Regions from separate parts of the Homo sapiens genome. Here region 2 is linked to region 1. A link is a loop called in an ENCODE intact Hi-C map of the cell type or tissue named here. Cell type or tissue: endothelial cell of umbilical vein. All regions are shown on one strand. Links, peaks and the distances in the headings refer to the core of each region. The heading gives the core; the rest is flanking DNA.

Evidence for each region. A loop is a pair of places that touch in the nucleus more often than their neighbours do. Peaks named below come from ENCODE experiments on the same cell type or tissue, not always from the same donor. Only the 100,000 strongest peaks of a DNase experiment are listed, where the experiment ranks them.
Region 2: a loop joins it to region 1, with 5 times the contacts of the local background. A loop is called at or near these places in 1 of 110 quality-filtered maps.

Annotation. Positions count from the first base shown.
Region 1 is chr12:94,569,543-94,574,920 of GRCh38, reverse strand. It overlaps TMCC3 (transmembrane and coiled-coil domain family 3), which reads left to right. Exons shown (of 4, transcript NM_020698.4): 4 at 3,184-5,378. The coding sequence ends at 3,486. It overlaps MIR7844 (microRNA 7844), which reads left to right and starts at 3,569; the gene lies at 3,569-3,690. In endothelial cell of umbilical vein, for the core only: no CTCF peak of the experiment used is centred there; DNase peaks (open chromatin) are centred at 3,180 and 4,530; H3K27ac peaks cover 2,466 bases.
Region 2 is chr12:94,688,148-94,693,525 of GRCh38, reverse strand. No RefSeq gene overlaps it. Among named protein-coding and RNA genes, the nearest start is that of TMCC3, 40 kb to the right of the region's middle. RefSeq lists an enhancer at 4,194-4,433. In endothelial cell of umbilical vein, for the core only: no CTCF peak of the experiment used is centred there; DNase peaks (open chromatin) are centred at 3,175, 3,255 and 4,115; H3K27ac peaks cover 1,561 bases.

The DNA.
Region 1 (5,378 bases), core at 379-5,378:
ATTGACAGCAGTTGTAAGACAATTCTAAGATCGGTCTATTTGTACACGTAATTCATTTTATAATCAAAGATTCATGGATTTTCCTAAAAGGTTGGTCTTTTGTCTTGTTCCATCACCTTTTCTGTGTTATGCCTAAAATAGAGGAAACCTTGGACCCAAGTAGTTGAAAAGAACACATGATTTCTAGTACATGCCTGTTATTGCTGAAAGCCAGCACTTTCTAGAATGTAAGATCTGAAGAAGTTTTATCCTTTTCGTTGGTAGCCTAGTATAATAGAAGTTACTATAGTAACAGAGAACCTGTTCTTTGGCCCATAGAGTTATTCAGCAGAAGAAAAGCAAATCAATCTTGGAGCCATTATTCTTGTTTAAAACCTGAAAAGGTGACTATATTTTAATTGAGCAAACACAGATGGGCAAATGAGTTAGAACAGAGAGGGGCACATTGTACTACCTCTAGTTAGATCCTTTTCACCCAGCAGGCCTGAAGGTTTCTCTCTCAAGCCTCACATTCTGTTTTTTTTTTTTGTTTTTTGAGACCGTCTTACTGTGTTGCCTGGGCTGGAGTGTAGTGGCGTGATCTCGGCTCACTGCAACCTCCGCCTCCTGGGTTCAAGTGATTCTCCTGCCTCAACCTCCTGAGTAGCTGGTATTACAGGTGCATGCCACCATGCCCAGCTAATTTTTGTATTTTTTTTTTAGTAAAGAGGGGGTTTCACCATATTGGCCAGGCTGGTCTTGAACTCCTGATCTCAAGTGATCCACCCGCCTCGGCCTCCCAGAATGCTGGGATTACAGGCATGCGCCACTGTACCCATCAAGCCTCACATTCTCTTACTGGCACCTAGCTGTCTCTTTCATATTCAGCCAGTGTGTGGCACGTGCTGCATGCCTGGCGCTGGCTCTGTGCTGGAGAGGACAGCAAATGCAAGATGGGCTAGTTCCTGTCCTCAGGCAGCGTATGTCTTGTGGTTGGGGAGGAGAGCTGAAGGGAGACTTGATCTCATCTCATGGATCAGGAAAGGCTTCCCCAGGGATGTGGCAATCAAGGCGAGACCTAAAAAATGAGTGGGAGATCCACGGGTGAAGAAGGGATGGAGTGGGGGAGGCACATGTCTCAGGCAGAGTGTACTGAATATGCAGAAGCCCTGAGGTGAGTCTGTGCTCCTTTTCAGAACTTAGAATAAAGCTGTGTGTGGTGGCTCGCACTTGTAATTCCAGTCATTCAGGAGGAATGGAGGCAGGAGACCAGAGGTTGAGGTTGAAGTGAGCTCTGACTGTGCCATTGCACCCTAGCCTGGGCAACAGAGTGAGACCCTGTCTCTTAAAAGAAAAAAAGAACTTAGAAAAGGCCAGAGTACTGTGACAGGGCAAGCGGCTGGCATGAAGTCATTAAGTGAGGGAGGAGAGGGAGCTGAACCTGGCCTTGCAAGGCCTCAGAAGGCCATATTAAAGATTGTAAAGGTTTTATGAAAAGGAGTGATACCAAATATGCATCCTTAAAAGACCGCTTGGGTGGCTGTGTGGAAAATGGATTCGTAAGGGTGGGGAACAAAAGAGTGTATAGGGAAATTCGTGTAAGGTTATTGCAGGCAGGAGATCCCGGTGACTTAGATTGGGGTGCTGACCGGGTGGAGAGAGAACCGGACCAATTGAGCTAGAAACTGGATGTTGCCTCCGTGGCTGGGCGACGGGTTGGATGAGAAGGGTATCAGGGTATGCCCGTTAGGCTTCTGGTATGAGGAACTGGGTGGATCATGGTGCTGTACTCTGAGAAGAAGGACACTGGAAGGGAAGAGGGTTGACTGCAGGTGTTGGGTAGCTGCAATACATGAAGCCACATTTGTACGTGTTGCATTTGAGGTGCTTTCAGGAAGCTCTGATGGAGATGTCAAAGAGGCATGGAGATCTGTGAGTCAATCTCAGAAGAAGAACTGGCCTAGAGATACACTTGTAGCCATCTGTGTCTTAGTAATTGAAGACTTGGCATGGACGAGATCCAGGGAGATAGCCTCGGATGGTGTCCTGAGTAACACCGCGTTCAGAGAGCAGGTGAAAGCACAGTTGCCCCACAGTCAGCCCCAGTCCCTTCCCCTCCCTTCTCTCGCCTTCCTCCGCCAATCTCTAACTGATGGACAAAAATCTTTGAGCGGTGGAAATAAGGACTGACCATTGGAGATCCCACACACTCCTTGGCTGAAAGGTGGAGTAGTCACAAAGTGGAACCTCCCTCCTTCTCTGCTTTGTCCCTGATGGCACCAACAGGCACCAATATTTTATATCACTTTATTTCAAAAATAGGTAAAGTCAGGCTGGGCATGGTGGCTCACGCCTGTAATTCCACCACTGTGGGAGGCCATGGCAGGCAGATCACTTGAGGTCAGGAGTTTGAGACCAGCCTGGCCAACATGGTAAAACCCTGTCTCTACTAAAAATACAAAAATTAGCCAAGCGTGGTGGCGTGCACCTGTAATCCCAGCTACTCAGGAGGCTGAGGCAGGAGAATTGCTTAAACCCAGAAGGCAGAGGTTGCAGTGAGCCGAGATCACGCCACTGCACTCCAGCCTGGGTGACAGAGTGAAACTCTGTCTCAAAAAAAAAAAAAAAAAAAAAAGATGAAGTCGGCTGGGCATGGTGGCTCACACCTATAATCCCAGCATTCTGGGAGGCCGAGGTGGGCCGATCACGAGGTCAGGAGATCGAGACCTTCCTTGCCAATATGGCGAAACCCCATCTCTACTAAAAATACAAAAATTAGCCAGACATGGTGGTGCGCACCTGTAGTCCCAGCTACTTGGGGGGCTGAGGCAGGAGAGTTGCTTGAACCCAGGAGGCGGAGGTTGCAGTGAGCTGAGATCGCACCACTGCACTCCAGCCTGGCGACAGAGCAAGACTACATCTCAAAAAAAACAGGTAAAGTCAAAAAACTTAGCCATACTTCCTCATTTATGGTATTTTGTGGTTGTATCCACATGCTCTTCTACTCGTGAACAACAGGAGAAAATGAGCCTGGGATTCTTGTTCCACATCTTTGTCTATCACCATCATCATCGGTTTGGGGATTTGCAGCCGCCTGGGCATTGGGCTTTCTGAGCTGGGGCTTTTGTGTACAGCTGAGCGAGCACTCACGTGTTGCTCACCATCCCAACACCGTTTGACCCTTGCTCTCCCTCTTGCTCACAGGAAGCCTTGGAATCCTGCCAGACTCGCATTTCTAAGCTGGAGCTCCACCAGCAAGAGCAGCAAGCTCTGCAGACAGACACCGTGAATGCTAAAGTTCTCCTGGGGAGGTGCATCAACGTGATCCTGGCCTTCATGACTGTCATCTTAGTGTGTGTGTCCACCATCGCGAAGTTCGTCTCACCCATGATGAAGAGTCGCTGCCACATTCTTGGCACCTTCTTTGCCGTGACTCTTCTTGCTATATTTTGTAAAAACTGGGACCATATCCTGTGTGCCATAGAAAGGATGATAATACCAAGATGAAGCCACTGGTTCCTGCCTTCAAGTTCTTTCAAGTTTTTATTTTAAAGAAAACTCTGTGCATACTACCAAATTTTACAGTGAATGATTGTGCGGACTCGTGTGTAAGAAAAACTAGGACTGTGTGGTGTAAATAACTACAATTCTCTTAACTCCGTAGCAGTTGCCAACTCAGTCCTTGTACTTCGTTAACACGAATCTGTTTCAGAGCTCTCCTACCTTGCTCACTGCCTTAATCAGACCGATTTCCTGCCCACCTGACCAGCCCAGCGTGGTAAACCTCTGTATATTGAGACCTTGGCATAATTGGTGATCCTGAAGAAAGAGGTCTCTCTCCTAAGTCTCTGTCAGAATTGAGCTTCACAATTGCTAATGGTTGTTTTCTGTGAGTCCTATAAAAAGCAAGGATATGCATGATTCAGGGAATGAAGAATCACAGGCTTGGGCAGTGTTAAACACTGTGGCCTATGGTCCCCGTGTGATCCACCCTGCTTCTCTCCAGGGGACCATAGGTCCCGTCATGTACTCAGTGTCCACAGCAGTCAGTCGTGTATGACCCTGTAACGTGGAAATCTTATCACACACCTGTTATCCAACAAGTCTACCTGAGGGGTTTTGTTACACTTTAAATGGGAAGGCATAGGGATTTATGAATGGGGCTTTCACCTTCTCATACCCAGGCAACCAACACCTGATTTTGTCTCAACTGGCTAGCAAATGCCCAGCCTTCAGAGTGTGCAGGAATGTTTTCAAATCCCTCATCAGACTGTGACTTTAACATTAATTTGGAATCCTGTGAGCACTACTCTGAAGGTTTGTGTTTTGGCAAATCTTTTTTCTTTTTTGAGACAGGGCTCTGCTAAATATTGCTCAGGCTGGTTGCAAACTCCTTGCTTCAAGGGATCCTCCCACCTCAGCCTCCCAAGCAGCCGGGACTGCAGGCACAAGCCACCATGCCTGGCTGTTTTTTGGCAAATCTTGATTGTGATAAGCCCCCCTGGAGGATATGATTCACTTTATGTGATTCATCTTATTCACAGGTCTGTGAGGGACTGCAAAGCTTACTCAGGAAATGAAAACAAATGATGGTCATGTTGCAGTTTTTTCCTTGAAGGACAACCGAACCATAGCCTCTAAAGTTCAAGTGCACTGAGGTGTCGGAACGCTGAAAGCATGAGGAAACGAGGACGTAGGGTGTGACTGAATGGTGGCTAGATTAGTGGGAGCAGTTCACCTGGATGAAGATTGAGAGCATCGTCTTTGAGAAGTGAAAGACTAGCAAGAATAAAATAAATTAAGTCCAGTGTTTGAGCCAAGGTTGCCACCTGTCTCTTAACATCTCACTGAACATAAGTCCTGAGGTATTAGGACGACCATACTGCCTCTGAGCTGAAAACATTCAAAAGTTCACATCCCTGTTTGGGGGATACCATTCACCGCCTTCAGCCCAGATGATACTTTCCTTTAAATCTGTGTCTCTGTGTGTATAACAAAGAGGAAGATGGAAACAATGTTCATGGAAACTGCTGTTGAGCCCCTTGTCCCACCACTCCCGCCATCTGCTGCAGGCAGGAAGGCATGTGAGTGTACGTTTTCTTCCAGGAGACATCAGGTCCCCCTGGATTCAAATTAAGTGCAATATTTTGCAAACAGCTCTTCTTAGGGAAATCTCCTGAAGGAAAAAAATGTGACAGAATGTTCCATAGTCTGAGAGAATGGAATCGTTGAGCATTTAGTACAAGTCCAGTGTGTGTGAGCGGGACTTAGGCAGCTCAAGCTTGCTTTTTTTTTTAAGCGTACAATTGAGTGGTTTTAGTAAATTCACAAACTTGTTCAACCATCACCACTATCTAATTCCAGACTCACGCTTTTTTAAACAATAAATGTCATTTCAT
Region 2 (5,378 bases), core at 161-5,160, 120 kb before region 1:
GGAGGAAACAAAGTAGACAGGACAAAGACTTCAGAAAATGGTTAGTTGGCTTAAAAGTGGCTGGCTCTAATCATGATAAAGACATTTGAAATATGTTTATTGAATGAAATTGATGGATAGTAGATGTCCGATTATCACATGATTTCATCCCTGGAAGAAAAATGCTATAGGTCTCACATTCCTTCCTGAAAATCTGTTTCTTCTCGTATTCTTTCACTTAGCCTTAGATTTGTCTGGGGTCTGTGTATCTGATTCAGACCCAGCAAATAAAATCTTGCCTGTGGTCTTGAAAGTGTATTTTTCCTTTTTAGCATTGCTGGTTGTATTCGTCCGTTTTCATGCTGCTGATAAAGACATACCCGAGACTGGGTAATTTATAAAGAAAAAGAGGTTTAATGGACTCACAGTTCCATGTGGCTGGGGAGGCCCCACAATCACGGTGGGAGGTGAAATGCACATCTTACATCGCAGCAGATGAGAGAGAATGAGAACAAAGCCAAAGGGGTTTCCTCTTATCAAACCATCAGATCTCGTGAGACTTACTCACTACCATGAGAACAGTATGGGGGAAACCACCCCTATGATTCAGTGATCTCCCACCAGGTCCCTCTAACAACATGTGGGAATTACGGGAACTATAATTAAAAATGAGATTTGGGTGGGGACACAGCCAAACCATATCATAGAGAAACTCCAGGCCTCTAAGAGAGGCTGTTGATGTAAATATAGGGACTGCAGTGGCTCACGCCTGTAATCTCAGCACTTTGGGAGGCCGAGGTGGGTGGATGACCCAAGCTCAGGAGTTCAAGACTAGCCTGGGCAACATGGCGAAACCCTGTCTCTACCAAAAATACAAAAATTAGCTGGGCGTGGTGGCATGCGTCTGTAGTCCCAGCTACTTGGGAGACTGAGGCAGGAGGATCACTTGAGCTCAGGAGGAGGAGGCTGCAGTGAGCCAAGATCGCACCACTGCACTCCAGCCTGGGCAACAGAGCAAGACTCAGTATCAAAAATATATATATATATATATAAATATATATAATATATATAATATATATTATATATACACACACACAGAGAGAGAGAGAGCGAGCGCATGACACTGAGTGATAAACAGTAAAGCCATTCAGAGGAAAGCTGCTGGATAAAATGGAAGCCTGAAAACATTCCCACAGTAAAATCCTACCCTGTGTTTCGTTACCATTAAATATCCTTTCAGAGTTATCTCTAAGAAGCCCACTTGGAGACATCTAGACTTTCTAAAATTTAATAATGTCTCCAATGGAAATAACATTACATGCTAATTAATTGTCATGGGGTAACATTATTCAAATTGGTAACTGTAACTCCCAAAGATTACATTAAGTTTGATCAGTGGGCACAGCTGTTCTCTGAGAAATAAATTCAGAAACTTATTTCTGTCTCTTCTTCTTTTGACCAAAGGAAAAATTAAGTCAGTGACCTTGGTAGGTTTCTTATTTTGAACAATGTGTATGAGATTTTGTGCTGTCATTTCTAAAAGCTTTTTAATTCAGGTTAGCCAAAAATCTCTGGAAGAGGGTAATTTTTTCACTGGAAAATTCGAGTGTCATATTATTTTCAAGGTTACCTTGTATTGAGCTGGGTTTTTTGTTTTTTTTTTTAATGTCTCAGAGCTTCAGTTTCTAAATCTGTAACATGGAAATAATAATGGTACAACATCTTAGTGGTAGTAGAAGAATTACATAGTGTCTGGCATGCAGCAAGTGCTCAATTATTGTAACTCTGTATGTTTGCATAATAACTCCAGGTGTATAGCATTATATACACAAGTTATCTTGGTTTCTCACCTCCTATTTACACCATATTTGGCACATACTAGGCATCAATTATTTTTTTGCCTAAAGTCCCCTATTTTGTGGGATCGAAAAATCAAATCAATTGAACTCATAGACATAGAGAGTAACAGGATGGTTACCAGAGGCTGGGAAGGGTAGTGAGGGTTGGCGGGGAGGTTGGGATTGTTAATGGATACAAAAAAAAATAGAAGGAATGAGACCTACTATTTGATAGCACAATAGGGTGACTATAGTCGATAATAATTTAATTGTATATTTTTAAAATAACTTAAAGAATGTGATTGGATTGTTTGTAACTTAAAGGATAAATGCTTGAGGGGATGGATGCTCCATTCTCCATGATGTGTTTATTTCACATTGCATGCCTGTATCAAAGCATCTCATGTACCCCATAAATATATACACCTACTATGTACCCAGAAAAAAAACATTTAAAATAAAAAAAAATAATAAATTTTAAAAAATGAAGTTCCTTGCTTTGGTTTGTCTTATATGGAAAAAAAATGGTGTCTAGTATTTTTTTTCTCTAGACCACACCAACCTGGTGTTTCAGTAGAATTACAAATATTTTCCAGTAAAATTAAACATGACAATAGCAATTTAATCCCTTTCAAAACTCTCCATTTTATTCAAGAGGATTCTCGTGGTACCCTGTCTTTCTACCTCATTTGTTCATTTATTCATTCCACAAATATTTACAGAATACCAGTCCTGAGCTGTGCACACAGGTAGGTGCTGGGGACATTGTGAACAAGACAAGAAGAGTCCCCTGCCCTCACTCACGCTGGGGTTGCCCCGATGGCATCACTTTTTTTGCTGCTCCACCAAACAGTTCCCAACCCTAGTTTCCCCATTGCTTATGAGCTAGTCCTGGAGGCCAGCCACTTACTTCCATGAGCACACCTGTTCCCTGAGCAGTGGGCCTCCTGGCCTTCCAAGCATTGAGGCCCTCCGCCTCCAGACCCTTGGTGGACTTACAGAAAGGTTGGTGGTTGCACAGCCAGTGCAGAACTGGAACCCTCTCTCCATGAACTGCATTAAAACAAACTGATTATTGCACAAAATCTTGGCAGAAGGATTTGAAAAATGTCCCATGAACAAATACCAAGTCATCTGAGGCTTGTCCACATGATTTACCAGCATTTTTTCACACGACAAAGATGTGAAGGAAAACTGGGGAAATGTGTCAGCCACTATTGGCATGAACCAGAGATATTTACAGGGGAGGGTGAGGGACTATAGTCCAGAGTCTCCTCAGATTCTTAAAACAGCAAGGATTATGCAAAGATAAAAAGCAAAAGTAAACACTAAAACTGTGAATGAAGCAAGAACACAAAGAGGGGAAATCCTTCTATGGAAACAAGCTTTCCTTCAGAGGAGAAAAACAAGACTCTGCTAAAAAAAATCTGTCAGCCTGGAGTAATAGATGGAGGCTGGTGTCTGCACCGTGCCTCCCTAGTCCACGTTTCTCTGCTAAAACACGATGTTTTTAAATGGAAATGAACGTTTGGCAGCTCGAGGATTGACGTAGCTGACGCCGGCTCCATTGTGGAGTGGGAACACAAACAACAAACGTGAAGATGGTTTTGGGAGTGGGTGAGGCAGAGGGCAAGGGGATGCAGGAAAGTGATAAAAAAGCAAGTGAATTCTATGAAGTCTGGTGTGAGGGCAGAAGCAGCTTGATTTGGGAACTGATTCCTCTTGTGTTACCCATCCGTTCATCAAACTAGTATTTCTTGAGCATCTGCTATGTGTCTTACGTGGTGCGGGGCTGTGGGGATGCAGTGGAGGCTGTAGCGGGGGAAGGAACTAACATCCCTTGAGGCCCCACCGTTTGCCAGACAGTGCTCCAGGCTTGCATTGAAATCCTCTGCAACCCTGAGAACTGCGTCCCAGCGCTCCGAGGTGGTGGAAGCTGGACTTAGAGCGAGGTCTTTCTGACTCTAGAGCTCACTGCCTCCTTATTGTTTTGAAATCTTAATCCTGTGGTGATTTGCTTTTATGTTTACTTTTAACCAAGGCTAAAACATTTATTCCTGGTGTGGAATGCCGCTTCTCCTTTCATCTTTGGAATCTGCTTTGGGCCACAGTGTCTTTCTGATCCAGAGAACCATATTCTCAGGCGATAGGACTGATTCTCCCTTCTCTTTCTAGCTCCTATTTTTTTTCCCCTAAGCCTCTGTATGAGTTTCACGTTCAAGCTCTGAATCATCCTTTCTGTTGCCAAATACTCATGCTGAAACCCCCTGCAAGATCTTCTCTGCTCTCTCTCCAAGATAGACACAAATGCTTCCTCTCTCCATACCAAACTTAGTAGAAACCAAAATGAAAGCGAGGAAAGAGACTCAGTGCATTGCTGAAGGCACTCCAGGTCCTTCGCTTTTCTCGTTCTACAGTCAGATTTTATTTGAAAGACAAAAAGACATGTACACAGTAGACCATGGTAAGACGAGGTCCATGGGTTTGATTCAGAGAACTCTAAGCAGAGGCTGCAGAAGAATCATAAATGAGCATGACTGTGCAAACTTTAAGATGACCTACATTATGTCTGTGTCTTTTATTGAGCACCTCCTATGTACCAGGCACTGCAGTGCTAGCTAGAGAATATGTTTGGCAGCAAACACAACAGACAAAAATTTTTTTTTGCTGTCATGGGGCTTATATTCAAATGGGGGGAACAGTCAATAAACCTAACAAGTAAGGTTGGTATGGTAGGTTAGAAAGCGTGAAGTGCTAAGAAGAAAAATAAAGCAGGGAAGAGAGATGGGTAATATGAGGGAGTGTGGTGGTTATTTTGTGTAGGGAGGCCAAAGAAAGCCTCTCTGAAAAGATGGCATTTGAGTGAAGATGTGAAGTGAGGGAATGAACATTCAGATACTCAGAGAGCCTTTCAGGAAACAGCAGATACGAAGGCCTTGAGCAAGGAGGAGGCCCGGTGTGTGTTCTAGGAACAGGGAACACAGGTGGTGGAGTAGTAAGTAGATGGGCTCTGACTATATAGGGTCTTGTAGGATTTTGACTTTTCTCTAAGTGAGACGAGAGCCATTAGGGGGTTTCAAACAGGAATGACCAGATTTGACTTAGTTTTGACAGAGGTTAACGGGGTCAAGAGAGGGATATTTAAGGGTAGGGGAATACCAGCGTGTTTGTATGCTATTGGAAGTGATGCATGGAGAGAGAAATATGACAATGCAGGAAAGAGGGCAGAATTGCTGGTGCAGGGCTCCTAAGTAGGGAAGGGGGCTCGGACTGCGAAAGATGAGGAAAGGGGTTGGCCTCAGGGTCACAGACAGTTCATCCATGGCAGCAGGAGGGAGGCAGAGTATATATGGGCACAGGAGCAGGTGGGAATAGATGTGGTAGAGGGAATGTGTGGAAATTCTCTCCTGATTGCTTCAATTACTTTTCAGAGAAGTAGAAAACAAGATCATGAGCCAAGAGTGAAGATGGAGGAGGAGGAGAGGTGTCGGAAGTTTGAGGAAAGAGGAGTATGAATTAACCATCTAGCAGCGCGGCAGAGTAAATCGACCAGGGAATGTG